Linked DNA regions of Mus musculus: all the other regions are linked to region 5. A link is a loop called in an ENCODE intact Hi-C map of the cell type or tissue named here. Cell type or tissue: heart. All regions are shown on one strand. Region 1 holds the start of Adra2a (adrenergic receptor, alpha 2a). Region 2 overlaps Pdcd4 (programmed cell death 4). Region 3 overlaps Gucy2g (guanylate cyclase 2g). Region 4 has its middle 27 kb from the start of Gm46653. Region 5 has its middle 38 kb from the start of Gpam. Region 6 holds the start of Bbip1 (BBSome interacting protein 1). Region 7 overlaps Zdhhc6 (zinc finger, DHHC domain containing 6).

Region 1 (4,000 bases), 1.0 Mb before region 5:
TATTCTCAAGGAGTCTGACCCAGAAATATTTTGTGACGTTGCAGGTAGAGCCCAGGGCCTCATGAAAACTAGACATCTCTGCCTTGAGAAATGTGATTTGTAAGCATCCCTCTTCAGGGATGCTCAAGGATTAAAAGATGAGCCCAGCATATGTGAGTGGGTAGGCCTGAAGAGCAATTTATTCAAGCTAATACTGATACCCAGGAGAGGAAGGGGTTCTCATCTCTTCATGCTCTATAGCAGAGAGAGAGCATGAAAAATGTTCAGTCTCCCATAGAGTGCTGTAGCAGAAGCCGATCGAGGTACACGTCGTACCTCGTTATGTGCTCTGCTGTATTAGTCACAGTTGGAGGAGAAAGTGGGATAGAGGGGCTCTTCCCAGCACCCTTTCTTCCTCCCAAAAGGATCAAAGTCGTTATGTAACAGGATGACTTGTGACCGCCATGCCTGTATTTCCCGTGTATGGTCCTGCTCAGCCTATGCAGTGGTAATGAGGACTGAAGCCAAGGCTTTGTCCATGCTGGGTAGGCACTCTGCTCTGAGCTACATCTGTCTTTAGTCTCTGGATGGGCCTTTGCCAGTGTCCAGAAGACAGAGCCTCCCAGTTGCTGGGGGGTGGTGGAAAATTTCTTGGGCTTACATTCAAGAAACATGGTCCAATAAATGGCTGGCAATGTATACTTAACCTTGCTGACCTTATATTTCCCCAATTATATAAGCAAAAGCTTAGACAAAGTAATGTATAGCTTATAAACTGCTTAGCACTGTGGCTGACCTATGTTCAGTGCTAAGAAGTGGTATTTTGCTATTTATTTTTTTCCTAATAGCTATAGACCTTCATGGGTAAGTCCAGAGGCAAATCTCCCTCAGGCCATCAATGACAACATCCAATGTATGCTCTGCCTCAGCTCCCGTGAGGTCAGTGGTACCATTCTAAAACTGCATATCTGAGATTCAGGGCTGCAGTTCTCAACTTGAGCTCATTCTTCGTAGCTTTCATTGGCTTTTCAAAAATCTTCACATAATTCAGTCCCTGCTCACCACTTTCAGTCACCTTTGCAAATGAACACACTGGCAATGGCCCTGCTCCTGCCAAGAGGCTCGGAGCAGAGGGTTAAGACAGGGAATAAGAGTCTCAACAGAGAGGGGACAGACAGCCATCTTGGTTTTCTTGAGACTCTGAGGACTTCTTACCATGATGCGTGGGAGCAGAGGCTGTCCACCAGGGAAGGGTTGCAGGGTAAAGGTGCTGAATTCAAATGAGACATCTGAGATGTACTCACTCGCACCATCAAATACTGAGCGAGTAGTCGGGGTTGAGACTGATGGTCAGGGTCATTCATGTAGCCCGCGGTCCTCAGCCAGACCCGAGCCTGCACGTTGATGTCCAGGGAGACATCGGCTCAGATCTGCTCGGACCTTGGACCCTGGCTTGGATGACTGAGTGTGACATTTAGGTGTAGTGATCTCTGAAGTATGACAGATGCTTTCTTAGGTCTCGTGTGTACCCTGTTGACATTCTGTGCTCTCTGGTTCTCCGTGATCTTCCTGCTGCTCGTCTGAAGAAAGAGTTCGGATGGCACAGTGTATCTGGTGCGACAGATACTCCTGCCTGAGTGCTTAGAAACCTTGCCATCTACTGCCAAGCTCCTACCTTTCTCACCAGAGAGAGAACATAGAAAACACCCTTTCTTTCTTGGCTAGCACCCTGCCCTCACCGACAGATGCTGTGCAGATGTGTGTACTTATCTGTGTATTGGGGGTGTAGGAGAAAAGGCCATGTAAGTGGGGATAGAGTCTAATAAGATGTTTTTCTTTCACGTTTAATTGTACAGATGTGTAAGATACTGTATGTTAATTCAATATTACACACAGTATGTAATGACCAAGTCAGGATAGTTAACTTTTCTATTTCCATAATCAGAAACCCCTTTTTGACAAACACATAATAATCCTATACATTTGTGGAGTTCAGTGTAATACTTTAATTCGTGCACACAGTAGGTACTGATTAAAACAGCGTAAGGCTTACATCTACCTATAATGTCATGGCGCTCTTCATAAAGTAGCTGTGCCTCAACTAATGCTTAACGGTTCCCAGTAGTTTAAAGCCAGGCAAGCAGAGAGGAAGATCCAGGACTCTCACATCTGTAGAAGGTTCCGAGCCTTACTCTCATCAGAGGTAGATCTATACAACCTGAAGATTTCTGCATCATGACATAGTGCAGTTTGAAATCTGTCCGTGTCCCCTCCCCCCCCCCCACCCCCGCCGCCCCAGCTTAGTCCAAACTTGCCCCCAAGATAGGAGAAAAATGGAGGAAAGGACTCCAGAGGAGCCTGGAGCCCTTAAGTCGCTTTCCAGCCGTGACGACCAGCGGCCAGCAGGTGTCAGTGCGCTCTCGTTCTGTCATGGCTCAGGGCCTACCCCTCCAGGACCCTTCCCCACCGCCTTTCAAAGGGGCGCAGTGCAGAGTCCAGGCCTTGAGAGTCCCGGCAGCTGCTAGGATAGGAGGCCTTCTCTTCCCTAAGTATGGATAACTCCGGCCTGGTCTGCTCTCGTGGATGCTGGTCCATTCCGCTCCAGTGGTTCCTTAGGAACCCGCACACGCTTACCTCTCCGGGATCCCTTTCATCCCAGTCACCAGAAGCACCTGCGCTTGACCTGGGGCGGGGCTGCTCGCCAGCGACTCTTATGCCACTCTGCATCTCCTAATTCGGGTCCCAGCACCCTGGCACCCTCTTCTGCTAAAACCCAGCTAGATCGGTGTACCGCTGGGCGCCTGCTACTGTCTCCTGGGCCAGCTAGTAGCCGAACGGCCAACTCCCAGCAGGGGCCGCTCCCCACTCCTTAGGCTCTCTCTTATTGCCCCTCGCTCCCTGTACCCGTCTTTCCAAAAGCCGGGTCCCAGAGGCAGCGCTCTCCCGGGTCCGACTCGGGTGCGGGCTCTAGACCTAAGGAGGGGAGGCGCGAGGGGCGGAGGAGGGTCGACTTCCCACGTGGGGGCTGACGCCGGCTGCTCGGCAACGCCGGCTTCATCCTGGGGCTATAAAACCAGTCCAGCGTAGAGCGGCGGAGCAGCCTCGGCTCCCGCTTCCGTGCAGACGCCCAGCAGCCGGCGCACACCGCCCAGCCACCCAGCGCCTCCAGCTCCAAGTCCTGCGGTCCTGCGAAAACTCACGCGGCCCTCCGACCCCCGCCGGGTCTGTGGCGCTCAGCGCCCACCCAGATCGCGGCTAGCAGCCACCCTTGGCTCCGCCGCGGCTCCTGGAGAGCCGGTCGCTCACCTAGCTTGGCCCTGAGGACCGAGGTGGTGGTGGTGGGGGTGCGGCTTCATGCGGCCCCCACACCCTTCACCCCACCGCCGCCGCCCCCGAGCTCTGTGTACAGAGTCCCAGCCCCAGCAGAGCGCACAACTTTGGAAGTCCCGTGGGGCTCCTAGAGGAGGCAGAGTCCGCGCCTTCGCCGGAGGTCCGGCCCAGCCCTCGCCACCCCGCCTGGAGGGTAGCGACGGAGTTGGAAATCTCTTCGAGGGTATAAGAAGACAGACCTAGGACTCCGAGCCCACACCAACACCCCTCCGCTGCCTCTTGGGGTAAGACTTCATGCTTTCGCTCAGCTTAAGAATCAAGGTATAGATGACTAGCTAAATGCATTTGTATAAATTTCTGACATCTTTCCAAATCATCAGGCCACCGATAATTTCTTTTCTCTTTTCTTGAAGAATAAAATCTCTAACCACCAGCTGGCCCTACTCGATCCTGCCGCTTAGAAATAAAACTTGGCTGTGTTTGAGGAGCTGGGAGAGAGAAAGCACCCACCCGGAGCGTCGGAAGGACGAACCGGTGCCAGTTCGCGGGCTCCAGTCCATGGACCACTAGCGGTCCCCAGCTTGGGCCCGAGCTCCCTGCGGCCCTCTTCCTTATGTGAGGCGCGGCGGGACGAACCCCGCACCGGAGGAAGAGGAGGACCCACGGACGCGGGGCCGGAAGGCAGCTGGCA
Region 2 (4,000 bases), 1.1 Mb before region 5:
TAGAATAGATAGGTTATGACTGATTTATGAAGTTGGAAACTTTAAAAAAATTCAAAATAAAAGATTTTATTTTTTAAAAGATTTAAAAAAAACAAAAAATTTGAAGAATTATAAGAAAAAAATATGAGTTTGTTAATATGCTAGGGATATTAGGCAAGGAAGTGCAATAAAGGACATCCTGACTGGAAAGGAAGATGCAGAGGTAGCTCTGTTCTCAGTCAAAGTGGCGCGTAGATTAGAGGATCCGGGTAAGTCTGAAAAAGAACTCCAAAACCCAAACCACACTATAGATCAGTACGTGAAAATCAGCTCTCCGTATTTTAGGACTCAATGAATAGACAGAAATGAAAATCGTAATAGCATAAAAATAGAGTATGATGAAAATAAAGGAAATTCAACGCATATACTAAAATGAGATGCCACATTTATGGAGTATTAGACAATATTATTAATATGGTAATACTCTCTGAAGGTGATATTTTGAGGAATTAAACTCTTAAGAGTATGTGAATTATCTTTCAATAAAAAGAGACTGGAAATAAAGCCAATAATCTATGACATTGTTGTGTATTCTCATTTCGATAGAAGCAAGGGTCAAGGGAAGTGTTCATGTGGGTTTGTATTTTATTATTTGGAAAAATGCACTGAATCTGACAGGTAATGTTAGTTTCACTTTTTAAAAAATAAGTGATTTTTAAAGATACGTGTATACGTATGTGTCCTGCCGGTTTGTGCAGCATGTCTGTTGAGGCCAGAAGTGGGGCGTGGATTCCTTGGAGCTAAAGTTAGGGGCAGTTGTGAGCCACTGTGTGGGTGCTGGGAACTGAACCCAGGTCCTCTACAAGAGCTGCAGGTTCTGTTAACCACTGAGCTGCCTCTTCAGCCCCATGTTTCACTTTTTCAGTGGCACAACAAATATCATTTAAATAACAAATATACTGTAGTTTTAGTAAAAAATACTTCAAATATTAAATATGTGTTATATTAAAAAGGCATACATTTGCACTAGCTGTCCTTTGTGTGTGCTTAGTGAGTGTGTATGTGTGGTATGTGGTTCCCCCAGCATGGGGTGTGTGTTTTTGTGCCTGTGTCTCCCCACCACTCTCCACCGTGTTGTGTTGACACAGGGACTCTCTCTGAACTAGAAGCTGGCTATGTATTTATTTATTTATTTATTTATTTATTTATTTATTGTCTTAACTTAGTAGCTTAGTGAGCTTTTGGGATCTACTTGTCTCTGTCAGCAGTGCTAGGGTTGTTTATCACAGCCGTGCCTGGCTGGCTTCATGTGAGAGGTGAGCTTTGAACTTGGGTCTTCTTGCTTGCAGTGCAGCTACTCTCATCACTGAGCCATTCCCTCAGCCTCAAATACAGACTTAAAAACAAACAGAAAACCAAAAGAAAACACATCTCTAATTAGAATATAGCTTAGTGGTAAAATTTTACTTTACCTTTTATGAAGATATTATAGAAGTTGAAGTAGAGGATATTTAGATAAAATAATTTTATTCATCCAGCCAAAATTCACTTATTGCCACTTGATACAAATACCCTTTTCTCAGAAAATATATAAGGAAGATTATTTATAGTTGAAGTTCTTTTGCTGAGAAAACATTGAGCATTTTTTCCTAGAGCCATAAATGAGCATGCAAGCTTTAGTCGGAGGTGAAGAATTGTGTCTCTTGTTCAATTGCTGAGTGTTTTTATTTTTTTCAAATTATTGTTTTCATGTGTTTGGGTGGGTGTTTTGCCTGCATCTAAGTTTGTGTGCTACATGTGTGCAGTGCTCGCAGAGTCCTGAAGAGGGCACCAGATCTTATAGATAGTAGTCAGCCACCATGTGGTCTGGGACCTGAGCCTTGGTCCTTCAGTGTACTTTTAAGCACTGAACCATCTCTTCTTTCCCACTGAACATCTCTAGATTCTGAGTTACAAAGCCTCAGTTTTAGAGGGAAGAGAACTGTAAAGATTCTTGCCCTTGTAGTAACACTCCATTATCTCTTATTTTTGGGCTTCCATTGCATTAAGAACATCTTGATGTTTTGTGGCTTTCTAAAAGTGATGAGACTTTAAGTTAGTGCCCTCTAGTGGCATTAAAAAATTGTCCGCTCTTCTTAAAGATTTAATCATGTGTATGTGTGTAGGTATGTGTATATGAGTTAAGGTGCCCCTGGAGGACCGAACTGCAAGATCCCACGAGCTGGAGTTACAGGTGGTTGTGAGCCATGGAAAATGGGTGCTGGGAGCTGACCTCAGGTTCTCTGCTGAGCAGTGCATGCTCTTAACTGCTGAGCCAACTCTCCAGCCTCTATGTCCCTTGTTTTTGATAGGCTACATTGGAGTCTTAAGAGTCACAAGCAAGGTCATTCATATTATAAAACCTACTTGGAGATACTAGAGATTCCTTGGAAAACCAAGTGCTGTTGTTTATTACTTCATACCTGAACCGTTTGAAGCCCGGGTGTTTAATTTGAATTGTGAGAGAGTTCTTTTATGCCACCACTCTGCCAAATCCCTATGCTCAATATTGGTGTGAATGTTAATATATCATTTAGAAAAGTACACATCTTTTAAAAATGAGGAATTCTAACATTTCAACTTTTAAATCTAATAGATTGATATGCTGCTTAAAGAGTATTTACTCTCTGGAGATATATCTGAAGCTGAACACTGCCTTAAGGAACTGGAAGTACCTCATTTTCACCACGAGCTTGTATATGAAGTAAGGTTACTGTCTCACACCAAAGAGGATTTTCAAGTCCTCCTTTTACACCACAGTAATTGGTGTTTCTTTAATAATGTAAAGTTTTCCCCTTAAAAATATTAATTTATAAGTTTATATAATTGCTACATGTTAGAGGAGGGATTGGATACATTTTTAGGATCAGTTTCTCATAAGTTGATTACCAAAAATTTATTTACTCTTTTCTGTTCAAATTTTAGGCCATTGTAATGGTTTTAGAGTCAACTGGAGAAAGTGCATTCAAGATGATCTTAGATTTATTAAAATCCTTGTGGAAGTCTTCTACTATTACCATAGACCAAATGAAAAGAGTATGTATGACATTATTTTAAATACGTTTATAAAAGGTCTATGCCTCCTTTAGCTATATAAGAGTTGAGTAAGAGTTATTAATTATTAATGAAACTTTTCTTTTAGGGAATGTAATGTATAGTATTATGCCTACAGAGTTTTTTTTTTTCTTTAGCTCTTTATATTTTTGGAAAATAACAGTTTGGGTTTTTTTTTTTCCTTTTTAAAGAATGATTGTTCAGTTTGTGTGATGCAGTTTTTTTTTTATCTAGATGAAGCATTTAAATTGCATTTTTTTCTATTTAAAATTGTGGTTTTTGAAATGTTGGTGAAATTATCTTATATTTTTATACAAGATAGTTAAGTGTAGATGGGGAAGTCAGTAGTCAGGTAGCCTGACTTTTGCCTGGAGCTCTTTTGAGAATTTTTAAGTATACGTTATTTTCAAGGTTCAAATATGACTTGTTTTGCCAGGTTGCACTGTGACAATTTATGGTATATTGGTGGGTTGTTTCATGGCATACACTGTTACACAGGCTAACAAGTTATCTATGTAATGTTGTTCTAGGGCTATGAGAGAATTTACAATGAAATCCCAGACATTAATCTGGATGTCCCACACTCATACTCTGTTCTTGAGAGATTTGTGGAGGAATGTTTTCAGGCTGGAATAATTTCCAAACAACTCCGTGATCTTTGTCCATCAAGGTACTTTATTTAAATCATACTTTCTCATTGAAAAATACTGAACGAGATCCTTGGGGAGCTAAGATAGCTGTTTGTCATTCTGACTCTCAGAAAAATAGTGTCTTTCCTGACATGACTGGAGATGAAGACACTGTGTAGGCAGAGTTTGAATTCAGACTTTTTTAGACTTCAAGGTCTAATGGACTCTGATGTACTTGGTAGTGGCTTCAAACTACAGATGGGAGTGATTTTTTTTCAGAGCGAATTAATATTTGTACT
Region 3 (4,000 bases), 140 kb after region 5:
AGATGTGTTCAGTTTAGTTAACTGGTAGCCCCACACGGGGTTTAGTTACCCTTTCTGCCTTAGGATTCTGTGAGGGATTAAGAGAAAGCACCCTCGGTGTAATGTCTGCTGTGAATTCTAACTTGTACTAAACATGAAACATGTATCCAGAGAAAAGAAAGATACATATTGCCTTAGGCATCCTTGGTTCATACACACAACACTAGATACAGATTTGAGGAAACTGCTCCTAGCCATAAAACCCTGTCCCTTTCTGTCTCTCTCCCCTACTCACTCTCTTCTTCTCCTCTTCCATGTGTATATATATCCAGTGGGGTGTGTGTGTGTGTGTGTGTGTGTGTGTGTGTGTGTGTGTGTGTGTGTGTAAGAATACAGGTGCGCATGCAGATATCTGTGTTTGTATTTTTATTGTGTTTTGTGTGATGTACAAGTCTGGATATCAAATGTTTATGTTATAATATTAAATGAGGCTAGATTTAACAAAGTCTGTTATTGGCATATAATTTAGGCAAGCAGATGGGCTAGGGCCATAAGCAAATGTACATCTTTGATACAAATAATAATAATAATAATATAATAAACAATTACCTTATTCAACCCCATCTCTGGAACCGAATAGAATTTTCTAATGCCCTTTTAATATCACGATATTAGATTATGTGGTTGCTTCATTGTTTTGTTTATAGCTCTACTAGTCCTTAATGTTGCGTTATTGCTTTTTAAAAATGTCTCCTTCCAACTAAACTGCAAGATAAAGATGAAAGAAAGTTCAAATTCTCTTCACTTCCAGTGCGTCAGCTAGCAGAGTAAAAACACATGTTCCTAAAGTCCATAAAATTCTCAGACAAATGGATGGATGGATGGATGGATGGATGGATGGATGGATGGATAGTGGGTGGATGGGTGTGTGTGTATGGATGGATGGGTGGATGGATGATGGATGGATGGATGGATGGATGGATGGATGGATGGATGGATGAGTGGGTAAGTAAATGGATTGGTATATGGATAAATAGATGGTTGAATAGAATGATAGGTAGATGGAGGTTAGGGGGATAGATGGGCGGGTGGGTAGACGGATGGACAGATGGGTGGGTGGACAGACAGATGTATGTATGTCATGGGGCTGGTCTAAGAGCTGCATAAGTTATTATGATTTGTTTTCTTTAATGATGGAACAAAGTATTTAGAACAAGAAGCCATGGTGCTCAACAAGGGAAGAAGGTAGGAATTGAGTTCAACAGGAAGATGGACTCGCCCATTGTCTCCATGCTGGAGGGGGAGAAACTCCCTATGTAAATGCTGTCTTCCCTCCTCCTAGTTGGCCATCTAAGATGGTCATCCCTTAATGCTGAAGACTGGGGGGAAACAGAGCCTCTTGCCAGAACTTTGCCAAGGAGAGGATTGTCTGAAGGTCAGAGAAATCAGTCCTGTATCTCAGGGAAGAAACGAGGGGAACACTCAAGGGTGGTTCTGAAGATGGGCTAATACTGGGAAGTCTTTCCTTGGTTATGAAGAACAGCAAGAATTATATCAAGCATTTTTTTATAAATATTCGCATGAAAGCTCCCCAAGAAAACAAAAGGTAGTTTGTTTCTCAATAGAGTACTCAAAAGTATCTCCACAGAGCATGCCAGCAACAAAGAAAATCTAACTGCTCTCATTGGGTCTTGCCTCTTCATTCTTTGGTGTTGCAACAGAACAAAAAGTCTTGAGAGCTGCATGGTATACGAATATTCTCTGCATTCATTCGCTAGCAACCATATAGGCTGGGGCAAAGAAATAAGTGTCGCAAGAAAGAGTAAGGCATGATGGACTAATGACACTAGTTGTGAGGCTAAAAGCCTCTATGACTGGCCATGCCTGGAAGTGAGTTCCCTACAGCCACCTCTTCCAACTGCACAATAGCTGGGGGGTCTGGGAGCAAAGGTTGGGACAGAATGAGACACCAGTCAGACAGCACCATCTAGTGGCGGGTCATTGATTCATTGACACAGAGCTACAACTGTTCAAAGGAATGTTGGATGCATTCATCGTCATTGTTGTCCCCCCCACCCCCTGCCCCCGAAGGACACCCACAGACATTAGTGGGGCTCTACAAACATCTTGAGAGAACCTCACAATATTTCTGAAACTTTAGCTTCTTCCTCCGTAAACTCAGGGAGTGGGACAGGGAAGCCATCTTTGCCTTTCAGCCAGAAGGTCGTCTGTTCTCCCTTGCCCTGCAGGAAGGGAAGGAGGTGTCTGGTGAGCAAGAGAAGAGCAGCCGACAGGGAAGCCCTGCTGGGTCTGGCTTGCTTGGATAGGCAGCAGGACCCATCTCTTTTAGAGAAGTAAGACTTGAAATATGAAATCCTGGTGAGTTCATGGACCTTCAGCCATGTTCTTCTGTGGAAAGGCCTGCAGAGAGTAAAGTCCATTGCACCCCAACCCCCAGATTCTCAAAGTATAATAAAATCTGAATTTTCAGTGACTTGGGGACTGAGGAAAGCATCTCACACACAGGTGTACATAGAGTCCGTTCAGCATTGCTACCACGCCCATTCTCCATATGCACAGCTAAGTCATCCGGTGAGACCACCAATAGGGATGGGGCACCATCCCAAGAAGGTCTGCAGTGCAGAGGTCCTCTCTCTGCCTGCTGGAGGGCACCGTGCAGCTGCACCAGAGAGTTGATGTCACTCTCTTCTCTCCAGATCCCTTTCCAAGGCTCCTATCTCTGGCAGTCCTGGGGGATGAACCTAGCCCCTCATACTTGCTAGGCAAGCACTCCCCTGCTGAGCTACAGCGCAGCCTTCCCTGTTCCACTCTTTCCTAGGTTTCCACTCCTACCCAGACAGCCAGTGTCTATCAAGGACACAGACTGGGAAGGTGAGAAAGGGTCAACCCAGCCTTACCTTGACTGAAATGGTGCCTCTCTTTTGCAGATGGTACCCCCCTGCTGCTAGAAGAGCTCCTGCGGTGCTCTGGGAAACGTGAATCCGGAGAGCTGCCAGAAATCAGACATTGGCTAGTCGCCATCATCACTGGGGGAGTCGGTGGGCAGGGCTTCTTTAGAGAAGGGACCAACATTACTTCATTCCTTGTTTTCTATAACTTCTCATAAAACAAAGCACGAGGCTGGGTATCCTAATCCCAGCCCATGGGAAGCAGAGGATGATGGAGCTGGAGGTCAAGACCCGTTTTAACTACATCGTGAGTTCCAGGCTAGCCTGAGATTTAGTCAGACCCTTTTCAGATAGGTAGATAGGCAGGTGTGTGTGTGTGTGTGTGTGTGTGTGTGTATGAAGATAGATGATAGATAGATAGATAGATAGATAGATAGATAGATAGATAGATAGACAGACAGACAGATAGACAAATTTAAAGTACAAATTATAGCCAGTGTCTGGGACACATAGGTAGGTTGGGACGTTAAGCTACCCAGGCATTAGTAAATTGGTAAGATACTTATGGATTAGTGGTTGGTTTAGGAACAGAGAACCAGCTCAGACTGCAAGCTGAAGATCCCCATGAACGGAGGCTCACTGGGCTTCTTCCTCTTCCTGGGATGAACTGAAGACGTGTTCCTGAAAATGTTACCATAACCAAAGGTGCAAGTAGAGACAATTCTGAAACCTGCCTAGGCAGCCAGCTTCCTGATCTATTGTAAACTGTAAACCTTTCCTTCACACACACACACACACACACACACACACACACACACACAGGCACGCACGCACACACACATGCACGCGCGCACGCGCGCGCAAGGGCAATAGACCATGCCAGGAAACTTGGTAAGGCTGAGCAGGTTGGAAGCCCTGGAACCTCTCACCAGCGGACCCTTGGCACTCCACTCACTTCTGATCAGGATCACGTGACCACACTCTCTATGACCTATGGTCTCATAGATGAGGACAGAGTTCTCCATGCTGATGAGTTATCTAGAGACCCTGAGGGTTTAGCCAATAAGCTTCCTTTCCAGGACATTCCTTCCTGCAAAAGATATTTAATTTCT
Region 4 (4,000 bases), 1.4 Mb before region 5:
GACAGCCCCAACGTCAGAAGAGGTGTGTGAGTTTGTGAGTGGCAGGTTGATGCCCAAGAAGTTTACAATTTGTGATAATGTTTTGGAACCAGGGATTAAACCAGGATTTTGTGCGTGTGTAAACACGGTGAGCATAAGACCCCTACCTGAAGGAAGGCCTCATCCTTAGCTATTTAACCGTAATTGGGGTTTAGCTCTAGTGTACAAACGGGTCTTAGGTTCTTGACTTCCAGTGATTCTTCTGCTCTGGCCTCCACAGGAACTCAGCTCAGAGGTGTGTATGTACCACTCCCAGCTTAACATGTGCATCAAACTTGGGACTTTCATGATGGTCGCCTCTGGAGATCAGCAAGGAGAGCGCTTTAATGCTGTGTTATCCGTCCTAAATAACAGATTAGACTGGTTAGGATTTGCGTACTCAAAAGTGTGGACATTTTTTAGGAAATGACACAATTTTTTTTTTTTTTTCAAGACAGGGTTTCTCTGTATAGCCCTGGCTGTCCTGGAACTCACTTTGTAGACCAGGATGGCCTTGAACTCAGAAATCCGCCTGCTTCTGCCTCTGCCTCCTGAGTGCTGGGATTAAAGGCATGCGCCACCACTCCCGGCTTAATGACACAATTTTAAGAATAGTTTTTGGAAAGTACAAATTCAGAAGTGGGAAAGGGCAAAAACTGATTTTTTAATGATTCTTTTTAAAATTAAGCATCAGCAAAAATGTGTTTTCAAACACTCACTTGGCTTGATGGTTTAAAGGTTTCCTAACAACTCTAGAAGGAGCTAGTTCTCCATTCAGCTCGCAGGAGCCTGCTGGTTGGATGGTGTTTGGGAGGAGACTTCGCTGTCCGAGCCAGTGGTCCTTACAGGCCACAGCAGCGAGCTGCTGGCTTCGCAGAGTGGGCACTGCCTGTAGGCAGCTGTGCCTCCTTGAGGGTTCATTTTCTCTCTATATGCTGTGTTGTTGGATAGCATTGCCCTGTTGTGAGGGTGGGGCCCTGCTGCCCTGTGTCTAATTTCACCTGGGAAAAGCAACGCCAATGAAATCTGGTTTAGTCGTAGCCTTGCCTAGAAATAGGTTACGGCTTGGGTCACGTTAAATCTTGATAAAGTAGATTAACATCTCTACAAGAAACATTGGTTTGTCTAGAGCTCAGGTTTGGCAAAGCAAGTCCTCTTTAAATATGGCTTTGGTGTTTGCACATTAAGCTAAAAATAACGGGACCTTGCAGTTAGAATATATTTAGTTCCAGAGATGCATTTCTTTATTTTAGTTTAATATTCTAATTTTACAGATGAGATGTGAAGCCCAGATCAGGCAGGTGGCCCAAGTGAACATATTAGCACACTTAGATAACAGAACCAAGCCGTGGGTCCCTTCTCTCAAGAAACTCACACATTTATTTGCAGGTGGCCTTGCACGTTACACAAAGACGAATTTTAAGGTTATAGATGATTGCCACCTTCACTTTGTCTCTGCCCTTTGCCTTTTTTTGTTGTTAGTTTTTTGTTTGTTTGTTTGTTTAAAGAACTCACCAACTTAGGAACACTTAGGTCACACTTACCCATGTCCCAGGGAGACTTGAGTTACCTCCAGTTGCCAGGCTTCTGCAAGGAAGGTGCCAGTGTTATCTATAAATCTGCCACCGTGTGGCCGACAGGCACCCCTTCCTAGAGACAGAGTGTCTCCTGGGTGTAAGAGGCCTTGTGGCAGCCAGTAGCTACACAGAACACGAGGCAGCGTGGAGATTAGGGTTGCAAAAAGAATGTGGATATATTTACTCTGTCAGGTTGGCACACTGTGGTATGAGTTTTCCAGAGACCTTAACGTTTGAACATTATCTTTGATGGACTGTGTAATTGAGTGTCTTCAAGAAATTATTCAGCCATTAAAATTGATAGCTCAGCTGTTAAGAAGAGCGCTTGCTGATTGGTTCTCAGAATCCATATCGGGTAGCTTCCAGCTGCCTGTAACTAAGTCCCGAGGTATCAGACACCTTCTGGTGTGTGTGCAGAGAAGCAAGTGTGTGGTGGTGGTGGTGGTGGTGGTGGTGGTGGTGGTGGTGGTGGTGGTGGTGGTGGTGGTGGTGGTGATATAATAGAGCCCCAAAGCCTGAAGGACATGGGTTTAGAGCCAAATTATTTGGGACTAGAGTGTCAGAGCCTATTAATGTCTGATGTACAGTGCCACTTAAGGCAAAGACTTCTTGGGAGCCGTTTCCAGCCTACCTTGCCTCCTCACAGTTAGAAAGGTGCTTTCTTCAGCATTGTGTAGGGGCTCCATTTTCTCTCAGCCTAAATCTCAAGCTGTTTTCCCCGTAGCCACTAGAGGGAGCCCTTGATACATGCTGACCCCTCAGATTTGGGATCTCAGGTTTTCTTCCACACTGATTCCTCGCTAGAGTTGCAGCCGCTGTGAGGTCAGGGTGTGGTATAACTGAGACCTCTGGGGCAGCACTTTATGAGCGAAGTGTTAACTGCTTGCAGCTCACTCCTAAGTGAGCTTTGGGGCAAAGGTGCCTGCTGCGCTCACAACAGGTTGTGTCACTGTTCCGGAAACAGCAGGAAGCCTGGGTGTTGTAAAGATGGCAACCCTTCCTCACGCCAGGCCTGCTTATTCTCTGCAGAGCACGCGCTTGCTCCTTTGTTCCTTCTGCCTTCTGAGTCCTCATTTAAGCGCAGAGGCATCCTGGTTCTCTGCAGCCTGGCATTCCTAAAGCAGAGGTTGCCTTTCGTTCTGTTTCATGTATGGTTTCTAAGTTCCCTCTGTGTCCTGTGGTTTTGGCATTTTAATCCACTTAGTGTTTTCGAATTATTGGTAGCAGTCACTGTGTGATCTCTGGACACCCCAGGAAGACCTGTTCTACCCTATTGCCTACCAAGCCACGAAAAGCCATCCTAAGAGGTCCTGCCACTTCCAAGTTTCACCAGAGGTGATGCTCTGTCACTGTGGATGAGTGGCTTAAGGACCTTCTCCCACAAACTCGTGCTGCCCCAATTCACTCCACCCACAGAGCATGGTGACCAGGTGGTAAAGCGAAGCTGAGCGACCCATTTTACTGCGTTGGGAATGGGCAGCTGGTGACTGAGTAGGACAGCAGAACCTCCTTTAGACATGTGTATGTGCAGGGCACACATCCATCCTGTCTCATTAGCAAACCAGAAAGGTTTTCATATGAGTCCGTGCTGCAGTCTCTGCTCCATTGTGGTCACTTGGAGGGTTGTACTTTGGATTCACAGTGGCCTCACAGACTGAAGCCCTGGTCTGTTTGTTCACTGGTCTCCAGCTGTGCCCTGAAGGGCTGGGGTCTGGAAGTGGGGTGAAGTCACTGGGGGCAAGTCTTTGAAGGTTCCATCTATTCCTGCTTCCTGGTCCATTAAAATGTGAGCAGCTGCCTTGCCTCATGCTCCTGTCAGGACAGCCACTCCACCCTGCCTCGCCCTGTGATTGACTGAAATCCCCCTGAAACTGAGCCAAAATAAACATTTCCTCCCTGAGTTTGTCTCTTTCAAGTACTTTGGTCACGGTGATGAGAAAGCAACTAACAAAGAGCTGGGGAGATGGCTCCGCCGGTAACCGTGACTGCTCATGCAGAAGGCTGTGGTTCTGTCCCCAACACCCACATACCACCTGTAACTGCAGCTCCAGGATCCAGCATGTTCACCCAAAAACATACACATACTCATAAATAAAAATCTTATTAAAAAAAAAAACATACAGAATGGTTGGTGAAGTGTGATTTTTTTTTTTTAAATCTCATTAGGCAAGCCCAGATAGCCAGGGGAATTTGCCCCCGAGCACAGTCAGACCTACTAAGACCTCTGACAGAGCAAATGCTGGTCTGTGGGTCTGTGAAGTGGATAAACTGGATTTTAGAGAACTTTTCCTGAAACTAAGATGACCCCAGTCACTGCTTGTCTCTAGCCCAGCCAGTACGGAAAGCCACAGTGGCCTTGCTCAGAATCCAAACTGTCACATGAGTGGCTTTCATGTTTTGGACCA
Region 5 (4,000 bases):
AGGGAAGAAGTAAAAAGTCTCAGCCCAGGAAGACTCCAGACTGAAACATTCCCACTCTCTCCAAGACTGTCTCAGAAGCAAGGAACAGTGCTTCCTGCTTCCCAGGACAAGCAGCTGATAAGGTCACCGTATTCATGGTCTACTAGCTATAGACTTCCTGAGAGGTGGGGTTACCTGAAGCTGTGTGGATTTGTCACATAGCCTGGGCATCCCCTTGAGTGCCCTCCCCAGCCTCTAGACTGCACTATGTCCAGCAAATATGTTTGGCTGGCTAGAAAAATGAATGGCAAACTCCTAGCCCTTTGGGTACCATTTGCAGACATAATTCTTCAATATATAAGACAAAAGTCTACCTCTGTTGCTTCCTTGCTGTGTGGCTTGGAGCAAGAATCTTAACCTCTCTGATTCTCCTCTCATATAAATCATACTGGTAAATCGCCTCCTGGCTGCTGGCTTTCCTCATAGCTTTAGTTGCTGTTCCCTGGGAAGAGCAGATATGCACTGGTGGGAACCACCAAGGCAACTCCCTGGGTGTCCCTAAAGGCCCTCAGCTTCAAAGGTGCCAGCAATGTCAACCTTGGTACCTACTTCCTGGTGTTCCATGGTGGCACTGCACAAAGACTTCAGGTCCTGGGCAAGTTTCATCTCCAAGGTTCTTGTAGTGGAAAGCATCAGCCAGTGTCATTATAAAGCAAATATGTTAACATTTCAGACTAACCTACTACCAAACCAAACCAGAGAGGGGTATTGGGGACCCAGGGCTGCTGCAGGAAGCAGGGTGCCTGACCACAGTAGACAGAAGTTTCATCTACTGCAGGAAGAAGATCCAGTCTGGCTGCAGTGGCTTTGACAAGCAGGTCTGCCAGCTGATGCCTCACACAAGACCATGGTACAGCCCTGAGCAGAGGACAGCCTATATAAAGTCAGTCCTCCAGAGCCCCTCCAACCTCAGTCTCTACAGTGTATAACACCTGTCTATACCTACCACTGACGATGCTTGCAAGGACCCTGAATGGACCTTAGGATCCTGTGGAAAGGCCAGAAAAGCTGTGGCTGAATAGCCTCTGAACAGGCTTGCAACTGTCCCTCACTGGTGTCCCTGACTCCTCCAAAAAGCTCGGCAGAGGACAACTGAAGGCCAAGCTGAGTCCAGTTTCCTGGCCTAGAATAGCCTAGCAGAAGGAACGGGCTCAGAAAGCTGGAGAGAGCCATCATTACCTATCATAGCCTGGTTCCGGAACACCCGGGCTGAGTGGAGGTGCTGAGCTCTGAGAGATGGATCAAGCTAGGCCTGGAGGGATTAAAGAAGGAACACAGGCCAACACCACAGCTCTGCTGGTAAAGCCATTTGCTGCCAAGCCTGTGACTCATCCCTGAGACCCACTGTCCCTGACCTCCATGCCTACCCACCACCCCACTGGACACACACACACACACACACACACACACACACACACACGCACGCACGCACACACACACACACACTAAATAAAAATCTAATTTGAAAGAAAAAATATAAATAACATGCTAAAGATGCCTTATCGTGTCCAGGGAGTTCATGCTCTACAAACAAAGGCCATAGGGAGGGGCAGGCTCTTGGGAAAGTCAACTCAGGTGTGAGGGTAACTATCGATCATTCCCCTATCATTCCCCACAGCAGCCCAAGTCCCCAAGCTCCAGCCAAAAGCCACCCTCCCCAGAGCTGCCTCTGGCAATGGTGAGACCGGATCTGGGCATAAAATGTCCTAGGAAATGACAGCCACATTTGAGCAGGAAATGAGTTAAGGGATTTAAGGGGATGATAGAAAATAGTCTGCAGACCTTGGACCCTGAGACTCCCCAAACTTCACACTTTTCCAAGCCGGCGCCAACACCAAGCTAAACTGAAGAACGCCTCCGCCCTCTAGTGGACAGAATGGCCATAGTCCTGGTGGTTCCAGGTGCCCTCTTCCTTCAGTGTGATAGAGAGGACCCAGAAAAGGACAAGCAAGAATAAAACTGTGGACCATTGTCTCCGGCCCCTATTCCCTTCCCTCGTTCTTCCTCACCAGTCCCCCATTTTCCCACTGATCAGACATCCACCCTTCCCAGCTTGCTCGTTTGCTCCCACATAAAACTCACTCTGTGAATGAATAAAGGAGCTTAAAATGGGAGCCTCACCTGGAGAAACTCGGTTTCAACTGGCAGAGCCTGGGCTCAAAGTCAAGTTCCCATACAGTGGGCACCAAAGAGGTATTTCCGGGTGGCTGGGAGGCACTTAGGTCCTCGCCATAGACTTCAGAAATCATTTGCACTTCGTTTTCCGATAGGACAAGGGTGGGTGGACCAAAGTGAGGAATAAGACAGACCCTGAGCTCCGTGATAGGCTTTGGAATCCCCAGGGCACCAGGGAATGGACCGGTCCCGCCCCTCACTTTCTGCAGTCCCTGCAGACATTCCTGCCTAAGGGTCCCTAGACAGCAGGTGCCCTGTAGCCACTGGAATCTCCAGCTTCCCGCAGACTTCCAGCTGCCCGAGCAAAGCCCTCTGCCACGCTCCATGCCTCAGCCCTGTCTCTTGTCTTTCGCTGTCCCGGCTTCATCTGAGGCCATCCTGGGGTCTGGTAGTATGTGACAAGCAACATGTTCGCCCTAGTTGTCTGGACAGCCTCGGCCACTCCTTCCCTTCCCTTCCCTTCCCTTCCCTTCCCTTCCCTTCCCTTCCCTCCCCTCCCCTCCCCTCCCCTCCCCTCCCCTCCCCTCCCCTCCCCTCCCCTCCCCTCCCCTCCCCTCCCCTCCCCTCCCCTCCCCTCCCCTCTCCTTTCCTTTCCTTTCCTTTCCTTTCTTTCCTTTTTTAATTACCTACATCGTGGCTTAGAACCCGCTGATGAAGTTCTATCACCACCTAGTGGTCAGATCCAAAATGTGTGGCATGGCCACACCCAGCGTTTTGGTACAGGACCACCTGATCGAAGAAAATGAAAATTAATGTATGCCTTTAAGACAGGATGGGGGGGGGGGGAATCCCAAAGCCTGTTTATGCAGAGGTTGAACCAGTGCCTGTCAAATGATGGCAGAGGAAGGAGTGGGCAGGCAGAAGAAAACTTAGTTTGCCAGGTATTCTCTTCGGAGACAGCACCCTGAGCTAACATTTATGACGCTGCCATCATAAGCCAGGCTGGGGTGCATCCGGCGTGTTCACGCTAACGTGTTGTCACCTGCTAGGTGAAGACGGAGCATCAGAAAACAGGTTCAAGATCCAGTGGCTGCTGAGTGTGGAGCTGGGACTTGAACCCAGGAAGTCTTAACCAGGTTCCGCGACTGAGTAGCAACGCTTTGGTCACCTGGGCACAATATCATGCAAACAAAGACATCAAAGGCAAAGCTAACTGTAGATGGGCTGTGTCTCCAGATTCTAATGCCAATTTCTATGGGTCCAACTTTTTGTCGACACCTTAGGCTCCGTGCCAAAAGAAAACAATTAGAAAGACACCAGTGCTCTTCCCTTGGCGGCCATCTTTTCTTCCCCGAGATCCCAATGGTGAGACTGGCTCTTCTCACCTGCAGCGGTGAGGCTAGGGTTCCCCCTCACACAGCCACAGCTGCACCCCTTTTGCCCTGGCTGGGTCCTGACATGGGGCATCATGTTTTGGAAATAATAATTTTCTTCTTCCTAGTGCATCTCCATCCTTACTCCTTCCTCGCCCTGCACCCGAGATGAGACTTAACATACTAGTCCTGAAATCCAAACACACACACACACACACACACACACACACACACACACCACACACACACACACACACACACACACACACACACACCACACACACACACACACACACACACCACACACACACACACACACACACACACACACACACACACCACACACACACACACACACACACACACACCACACACACACACACACACACCACACAACACACACACACACACCACACACCACACACACACACACACACACACACACACCACACACACACACACACACACCACAC
Region 6 (4,000 bases), 1.1 Mb before region 5:
ACGATCTAAAGTTCTAAGGTGGCAATGTCCATGTATAATACAAAACTTTGACAGGAGTTTGATTTATATATTCTCTGTATTCTGTTTTACAAAATTGCCACTTTTCTTGGTTGTAAGAATACTGTATTCTGCAGATTCTCAACTTCGAAATTCTTAGCAAATTTATGTTAGGGTCTGCCTAACTGCAGACCTATAAATGACTTCTAGATAGTACTAAAGTTGGAATATGAATAGGAAAGAAATGTGTACATAGCAGAATCTTAACAATTACCAAGCAGGTAAATGGACACACATCACAAAAGGTGACAGCTGACTACAACAGTAAACCTCAGGAGAACAGGATTACTTCATTTTTTTTTCTGGAACATAGGTAGAGAAGGTAGATTTGTACTTTAATTTTCGTTTGGTTAGGTATAAGCATATTTCAATTTACCTGAAAATTGTTCTTTTTTTTTTTCTTGCACCTTTAGGAATCCAATCTGTAGTTATCAGAACGATTGACTTCTTGACTCCAAACGTCCACAGAAGGAACTACATGAGACAATGTCTTGGAGACACATAAAGCATTTTAAATATTTTTAAAATGTCCTTTAAAAGGATATTCACAATCGTAAACACCCAGGACTAACTACTTCAATATACCCTAACCCAGACTTCTAGTTGAAGCTTACATAGAGCTCAGAAAGGGGAGGCAGGACAGAAAGGGAAGAAAAATCAAAGATGAAAGGGAAGGTTTTGCTTTGCGGGTTGGCTCAGGGAAGTCATCTTTTTCTTTGATAGCTGGGGTGGAAACCGGTTTCTTTGGTTCCCAAAATTTGGAGTTTCTAAAGGCCAGGGAGTGAAAGTACTGTACTCGACAGGAACTCGAGGAGGCGTGCACCGTGCCCCACTGTGCAGACCTAGGGACTGCGGGCCTGGCCTCGCCCGGCGGCCGATCCGGCTGCCTCGCCCTACAGGGAACCTCAGAGGGGCGGAGGGAAGGCTGGCCACCGCCCCACCAGCCGGAAAGGAAACCCTCTGCCAGCGGAAGCGGCCCGGGGCCTCCGCTTAGTCTTCTCCCAGCTCCCTCCCTGCGGTTCATCCGGCCTGGCCGGCCCTGCTGTAGGGCGTCAGGGACACTTACCTCACTCGTCAGCTCTGGGAGAGGAGGCACCCCCTGGGGCGCAGGCGGGGTCCGGCTACTCCCACCTCCTGGCCATGACCCTACTAGGAAGTGCAAGCGCAACTTCCGGTGCGAGGGAGTTTTGAAGCCCTAAACTGTAGTTCTAGGTAAGCGATCAGGGGCTCCGTAAAGGGTCTGGCAAGCAAACCGGCAGTTCCCGATCGCGAATTAACTCGCCCAGTGTGGACTGTGTGTGTGCACATCCTCCGTAAGTATACTTACAGGTGCATCCCTTTCCAGACCGCTCTGCTGTTGCCTGGGGTAACGGGGAACCAAAAGCAGGAAAAACGTACGTCAAACGGGTGACAGGAAACGCCTCCTGCCATCATCAATTATGGCTGCCTGGGCTTCAACCGTAACTTCCGACTGGGAGTCGTTTCTCTACCCGGCTGGAGGCTTTTCTCTGTGGCGGAGCTAGCCAGCGGCGCCCAGTGGGCGGGAGACCGCGCACTGCCGCGGAGGAAAGGAAAAGGGCGGGGACAGGGAAGCTGGCGCCAAGGTTTCCCTCTGATTGGGTGACTGCTTTTGCTCTGGCTCCGCCCATCCCTCCTCCCTAGCGAATGCCCAGGCTCGCTCAAGGGGGCTGGGGCGGGGCGATTGGAGCCAGAGTGTGTGGAGGGGCGGGGCGAGTGGGGGAGGGGCGGGGGGGCGGTGGCAGGGGAGCGTCGCTCGGGGAGCGGAGGACGAGGAGGAGGAAGGAGGTGAGCAGGGATGGTGGAGTCCGGGCTCCGGACGGCAGCCTGGGGCGGGAGCGGCACAGGAGCGCCCGTGGGCCGGTTCTCTGCTTTCCTGCCTGTCGGGGGGCCCGGCCGGCCGTCGGTAAGGGGAGGCCCACACGTCCTGACAGGCGCGAGCCGCCGGAGCCGGGGCGAGGCCTGAGGGGTCGGGGCCCTGGGAGGCGCCGCGGCCGCTTTCCGGGGTGCCACGGCCCGGGGCGCCGGAGCCTCGGAGCCGCTGCCCGCGCGGGGCCGGCGGGCGGGACACGGGGAGCGGCAGGCTGCCCCCTGACAGCGCCGGGCCGGGCCTACTGCGGAGCGGGCGGCCGGGACAGCGCCGGGGCGCGGGCGCGGGCCCGGGGCGGCGAGTCAGTCGCGCTCCGGCTGCTCCGGTCTCTCGGCGCCTCCCGGCCGGGACTGCGGGGCTGCCCGGGTCGCGAGGACGCTTGGCGCCGGGCGGGCGGGCGGGCGGGAGGGCGGGCGCGGCCGTAGGGCTGTGGGGTGGGGTCTCTGCGCCTCCACCCCAAAGTCCTCGGCGCTGAGCGGTCTCCTCCTCGCAGACCCTGCGGGACGAGTGGTGGGTTCGGCGTTGGGTGTGTTGCCGAGTGAAAGGAGTTGTGGCCGCAGAGACCGCCCTGCTAAACACGCCTGGTGGCAATCTCCGTGTCGGCTTTGAGGGCTGGAGGAAAAGTAGTGTAACTCCCCGCCCCCAGCTCGGAACGCAGGAGGCTGCAGGGCAAAAAGATTTTCCCCCTAGCCCCTCGGTATCCATTGTTTTGTACCATCCCCTCCCCCATGCCTAGGTAGAAGAATAAGGACTCCAAAGCAGTAATTCGCCCGCCTCTCTCTCTCTCTCCCTCTCCCCTCGCTCCCCCGTCCCTCTCCGCAGAGGTTTGTGTTAACAGTGCAAGTGGGGGGTTTACAAACAGGTGGAATTGCTTGTCTATTTGGGAATCGGAAAGAAGATGCTTTTGGGGTGTGTTTTTTTTTTTTTTTTTTTTTTTTTCATCTCATCTCACCTTTACATTTGGGAGATTCGATTTTCTTCCCATTGGTTTGTATCATTATGAAGGTGATGAAAATAAAAGAGGAAACCCTGTTTTGCGACCTATCCCCACAAGTATTTTTGAGGACTCAAGGGAAGTAAAAAATCAGCTTGCAAATGTGGACTGTGTGGTACATTGGTCTGCAGCAGGATGGTTAATCTGGGAGCTTACACCGGTGTAATCGCGTACACTCTTTGTGGATGTCAGAAGTTCTAGCATCTACCCGGAAGGATTGCCGAATCAAAAACTTAGCTGTTTTTCAGAATCGAATGGTAGACTTGTGCAAGCAAGTGTTTTTGTGTGTAAGTCATCAGCCCTGACAAAGATGTTTGATTTTTAAAGACCTGCGTTTACTAGTACACTCATTCCTTCAGTCACCCCTCCCTGGCATTGCCTTTGTAACTGTTCTTTGCTATGTATTTGAAGAAACTTAGAGGTTTAGCTATTCACAATTTGTAATGTTCACCAACTCTACAAATTAAATTGCAACTATATTTGAATTCTTCAAATGTTTTTATTTTTCATATGAGAGTTAAAGATAAACTACCTAAATGCGTACGTTCGTCAGTCATTCACCACCACGGGTTTAGGCTGCACACTCAAAACTTTCTCAGTGAGAAGTCTTCCAAACTTATTAAGACATAAAGTATTTTTATTTTAGTTTGAGTATGCATTTGCAAAGTAAAAGAGACAGAAATAAAGGGTTTTGTTTAAGGTTTCTACCTTTTAAAGGACTAAATGTAACTTAAAGGTAACATGATATTCCGGGCGTAGTGGCACACCCCTTTAATCCCAGCACTCAGGAGGCAGAGGCAGGCGGATTTCTGAGTTCGAGGCCAGCCTAGTCTACAAAGTGAGTTCCAGGACAGCCAGGGCTATACAGAGAAACCCTGTCTCTAAAAACCAAAAAAAAAAAAAAGTAACATGAAATCACACTCTTGCAATCTCAGTTTGAAGTTAGTCTTGACCTCACTCTAGCCAAGTACATTTATCCCTGATGCTTAAGTTTCTGAAGAAACTATATTTGTCACATTTGGCATTTCCTTTATGATATTCTCAGTGTTTTTCTTTCATTA
Region 7 (4,000 bases), 240 kb after region 5:
ATGACTTTATAGCGAACCTGCCGTCAGTGGTCAGAAGAATAAGCTCAGTAGTTACCATATCTGAGTTCTTTCAAGCTTGAATAAAAAATTAAGTTCAGATCCCAACTATCCAGTGATAAAACATCTTTCCCCCAGTTTCTCATCAGGGAAGGATTTTTCTTGTTTTCGGGCTTCTCTGATCCACCATTTCAAGCATACATCTGCTATGAATATGATCTGTGTTCAGGAGAACTTTCTGTAATGATGGAAGTGTCTGCATGTCTCTTTCTGGTCTTAAATGGGTTGCTAACTAGACACTTGCAGCTACTGGGTGCTTAGTGTGGCCAGTATAAACAGGACCGTAATTTTTATTGTATTTATTTTTAATTAAGACCCCCTTTGGGCACAGGTGGCATCATCACTAGCTAACAGTGTGGTTATAAATGTGGTTTCATCAGCTGACTAAAGGTATTTTTCTAGGCCAGCAGTATACACTGACTAAATGTCTTAGGAACCTCTAGCTTAAAGTATTTCAAAGAAAACAAGTCAAGAGTATCAGCTGGCGTGGCGCCACGTGTCTTTGACCCCAGCACTTTGATTCAGAGGCAGAGGAAGGTGGGTCTCTGAGTTTGAGACCATCATGGATACACAGTGAGACAGTCTGAAAAAAAGTGAATTGCATTGTATTTCAACAAATATAAAGGAAATAATGATCGCTGGCGCCCACATGGTAGGAGATGCCCACAACACTCCCTGTGCTGTACATGCATGCACAATAGATAATAAATGTAAGAGAAAGGAAGACTATTTAATAAAAGCCACTGTTTTAAGCTGCACCGAAACGCAGTGCCCAACTGGAGAAAACAGGAATCAGTGCCATTGCAAATAGGCTACTTACACTTCTGACTCTCTTGTCTGCCTTTTGCTTCAACTGTTCTATCTGTTTGGAAGACACAGAGGGAGAAAGAGTTAGTACTCTGTGTCAGGACTGAGCAGCCTCCCCCCTTCCATCACAGTGTCTTGAAGGTATCCCGAGCCCCAGCTTCTGGCACTCATTAGTTGAGCCACAGTTTGGGATGGAGCCTTCTTAGACTCTGATCTCTGAAGTTTTCACCTCTGTGTACTCTTGGGGTGCTCACAAGGGATCAGAGCTAGGGATGCATAGTCGTCTCAGTGATTCTCTAATGGACAAACTAGAAAACTCATTCATTATTAATGAGTCTCGACTTTCCCCTTTAGTCAGAAGCTACTAATAGAATTGTATTAGACACAGCGGGGGAAATACGGGCTTGCACCCGGCCTGCAGGAACAACTGAGGGGCAGACATGAGTGCTGAGGTTGAGCAAGGTGTTCATGCACGACAGAGGTAGTTAAAGGTCAGCTTTTTTTTTTTTTTTTTTTTTTGGACTTCATGACAGTAGTTTATAGACTGTTCAGGAAAGAGCTTAATAAAGGAGATGCTAAGAATCCCTATGGATATTACACTCATTTTGACATATGGAAAACTCAAGCACTACATACAATATGAGTACAAACTCTCGGGAAGTTGTGGGCATTAACAAGGTAACCACAATGGAGAGAGAGGAAGGCCTTTGCAAGGGAACTACTCACTGTGAGGCTGTACTGGTCACAGCCCTCTCGTATTGGCCACTCAAGTCCATCTCCTTCAGGAACTCCCGACCATGTAAACACCTGTTTAAAGTTCTTCCACTTACTTCCCATATCATAAGGAAAAATGAAGACTTCATCCAGTTGGTAATACTGAATGCGATCTTTAGCCTGTGGAAAACAAAGGGGTAAAATGGCAGCTGCTTCTACCTGCAATGGCTTTTGCTAATACATTATTGAGACTACCAACTTTTGAAATCTGTATTACTCATAAAAATACTTTGTTATTGTTGGGCTAATAGGAGTGTTGTCAGAGAATATAATTTTATCACAGTATAGAGGGATTTAAATGAGAATACTAACCTTGTTTGTGATATCCCAGAGCACCTGACAGGGTATATCTTAGGAACAAGCATTCCAAAGGTTTATAAAAGAATTAGCTAACTGTATCCTGTGCAGAAACCCCTCAATGCTTATGGTTGCTTCACAGCACAGGAGAGTATAGGTAAGAAGTGATGCTGTTAATAGACTCAGGAGAAGGTATGGCTTATAAAGCCAATGGCCAGGAAGTTAATAGGGAGGCACAATTTTACAATGAACATTTTGCAAACTTTGTGAAGGAGTTTCATGTGTTTTGTTTCATCTCTCTTTCTCTCTCTCTCTCTCTCTTACACACACACACACACACACACACACACACACACACACACACACTGTATCTTCAATTATAGGTCATATTCCAATGGCACAGCTTATATTCTAGGCATTTAAATGGATAGTTCTCTCTGGACATAAACTAACTTTGAATTTCTTAAATTCTTACTGCCACCTAGTGGTACAAACATACATTATTTAATTTGAAAGCAAGTTCAACACTAGTGTCTGGTAATCTTAAATATTTTTGGAGAATTTTATTTCCTTATTTGAAGTTCTGTCTGTGATAAAGTAATAGTTTTAATAATTTCTAGATTAACATGGTTTTATACAGGGCCATGATCTTTAGCAAAACAAAACAAACAAAAACCCTCTAATGTCAGCATATTCATTATGCTTACCAGAAATGGTATTATGAAATATTTGTTTATTAAGGAACAGAATTTTATGCAAGAGTTTCTTGTAGTTATTTCTAAAGTAATATGTGTGTTACCTGTTTATTAAAACAACTGTTAAACTTCACAATGGTGCACCCCACTCGCTAGGCTGCGATGGGTGCACTCTGCACAGGCACAGCCGCAGGGCTGCTTCTTGCTACTGATGTGCTTCTCAGGTTGGCCATCACTGTACTCCTCCATATTTGGCTTGGGGTGATAGGCACCGGGAGACCCTCACTGCCTATAGTCTGGGGTGATTACTTCCTGGACATAAGCTCACTCTACTGGGCAAATTTCCTGCAGATCAACATGAAGATAAAAGTTCTTGAGATAATGCCTCTTAAATGAATTCATGACTTTATGAATTTACTAATTTAAGTAGTTTTAGGAAGATAGCATGATTGGTAAGTTAGGGTAGTTGACAGAAAGTTTAAAGTTAGAATCAAGAATAGAGTGTGATTGCAAGATCCGAATGAGGTAGAGAAAGGAGTGCAGTGAGCTTTCGTGCGTTACAACCATGTGGATTGTAGTAGAAAGAAAAATAGGCTTGGGACAAGTTAATGACTAAAGAAAACATTTTCTTCTAGGTTGGTCCTGAGTTCCATGATCATGTTGTGTTACCACTAGGGATGTGGTAACAGGTTTCCTATGTGCACCATGAAAAGGAAGGTTATGAGTAAAGAGTAAAATTCTATTGTAAGAACAGATTAATCAGATTAATCAGATCAAGACTTCAAAAGTAAGGTGTAAGACAAATGACCTGCTCCTTAGTAAATACAGAGCACCTGTCGTCAGCCAAGCCTCGGGAAAAGCTTGCTACTATAGACTTGCCTTGTCTAAACAATGTTAATTAATGACAAAAGAATTACTGCTGTGGGTTATAAGGAACTTGTGGAGAAAAACATAGACACTTGTGGCTATGAGGTAATTTCCTTCTTACGTAGAAAACTTTGTCCTTGGGGATGTAAATGGACTAAAGGGAAAGCTAAAGCTGCTGGGGGCGCTTTGCTCCATCTACTCAATGTGTGAATGTGTATGTTTGTCTGTCTGTCTGTCTATGTATGAAGTTGCTAGAGTCTGCTTTTGCTTCATCCACTGCGTGGGTGTCTATGATTTTCCCCTTTTCTCTAATCACTGGCTACCCCTCCCCCATCTGGATTGCCAGCTGCGACCTGCACTGATTCTTATCAGTCTCTTCATCATTCTGTCTTCCTCGGATTAACCCTATGGTGTCAAGGGTTCAACAATACAAACTTACTGAATTTTATACATCCACCTTCACCTGAATAATAGAGAGTAATTCCCCCTCCCTGCCCTCCTTT

What was found. Peaks named below come from ENCODE experiments on the same cell type or tissue, not always from the same donor. Only the 100,000 strongest peaks of a DNase experiment are listed, where the experiment ranks them.
Region 1: it touches region 5 in a loop (8-fold over the local background); 29 of 42 quality-filtered maps call a loop at or near these places.
Region 2: a loop joins it to region 5, with 3 times the contacts of the local background. A loop is called at or near these places in 4 of 42 quality-filtered maps.
Region 3: a loop joins it to region 5, with 5 times the contacts of the local background. A loop is called at or near these places in 38 of 42 quality-filtered maps.
Region 4: it touches region 5 in a loop (4-fold over the local background); 10 of 42 quality-filtered maps call a loop at or near these places.
Region 6: it touches region 5 in a loop (4-fold over the local background); 10 of 42 quality-filtered maps call a loop at or near these places.
Region 7: a loop joins it to region 5, with 2.8 times the contacts of the local background. A loop is called at or near these places in 8 of 42 quality-filtered maps.

The regions. Positions count from the first base shown.
Region 1 is chr19:54,042,185-54,046,184 of GRCm38, forward strand. It overlaps Adra2a (adrenergic receptor, alpha 2a), which reads left to right and starts at 3,075. Exons shown (of 1, transcript NM_007417.5): 1 at 3,075-4,000. In heart, a CTCF peak has its summit at 2,404 (motif pointing right); DNase peaks (open chromatin) are centred at 2,507 and 2,827; H3K4me3 peaks cover 1,724 bases; H3K27ac peaks cover 537 bases; H3K27me3 peaks cover 862 bases.
Region 2 is chr19:53,923,592-53,927,591 of GRCm38, forward strand. It overlaps Pdcd4 (programmed cell death 4), which reads left to right. Exons shown (of 12, transcript NM_001168491.1): 9 at 2,615-2,722; 10 at 2,944-3,054; 11 at 3,603-3,742. Among named protein-coding and RNA genes, the nearest start is that of Bbip1, 19 kb to the right of the region's middle. In heart, a CTCF peak has its summit at 2,085 (motif pointing left); no DNase peak of the experiment used is centred here.
Region 3 is chr19:55,196,567-55,200,566 of GRCm38, forward strand. Gucy2g (guanylate cyclase 2g) reads right to left here. Exons shown (of 21, transcript NM_001081076.3): 20 at 2,898-2,989; 21 at 1,533-2,222. The coding sequence ends at 2,118. Among named protein-coding and RNA genes, the nearest start is that of Mir6715, 5.9 kb to the left of the region's middle. In heart, a CTCF peak has its summit at 1,966 (motif pointing left); no DNase peak of the experiment used is centred here; H3K4me3 peaks cover 407 bases; H3K27ac peaks cover 404 bases; H3K27me3 peaks cover 478 bases.
Region 4 is chr19:53,646,590-53,650,589 of GRCm38, forward strand. No RefSeq gene overlaps it. Among named protein-coding and RNA genes, the nearest start is that of Gm46653, 27 kb to the right of the region's middle. In heart, CTCF peaks have their summits at 2,324 (motif pointing right) and 2,933; a DNase peak (open chromatin) is centred at 2,382; H3K27ac peaks cover 1,127 bases.
Region 5 is chr19:55,059,238-55,063,237 of GRCm38, forward strand. No RefSeq gene overlaps it. Among named protein-coding and RNA genes, the nearest start is that of Gpam, 38 kb to the right of the region's middle. In heart, CTCF peaks have their summits at 1,910 (motif pointing left), 2,113 and 2,901 (motif pointing left); a DNase peak (open chromatin) is centred at 1,914; H3K4me3 peaks cover 884 bases; H3K27ac peaks cover 335 bases.
Region 6 is chr19:53,943,033-53,947,032 of GRCm38, forward strand. Bbip1 (BBSome interacting protein 1) reads right to left here and starts at 1,595. Exons shown (of 4, transcript NM_001195338.1): 1 at 1,124-1,595; 2 at 434-547. It overlaps Shoc2 (Shoc2, leucine rich repeat scaffold protein), which reads left to right and starts at 1,844. Exons shown (of 9, transcript NM_019658.6): 1 at 1,844-1,981. In heart, CTCF peaks have their summits at 505 and 1,599; DNase peaks (open chromatin) are centred at 1,109, 1,619 and 2,519; H3K4me3 peaks cover 3,388 bases; H3K27ac peaks cover 2,633 bases.
Region 7 is chr19:55,302,820-55,306,819 of GRCm38, forward strand. Zdhhc6 (zinc finger, DHHC domain containing 6) reads right to left here. Exons shown (of 11, transcript NM_025883.4): 7 at 1,591-1,758; 8 at 878-919; 9 at 1-17. Among named protein-coding and RNA genes, the nearest start is that of Zdhhc6, 11 kb to the right of the region's middle. In heart, a CTCF peak has its summit at 2,433 (motif pointing left); no DNase peak of the experiment used is centred here.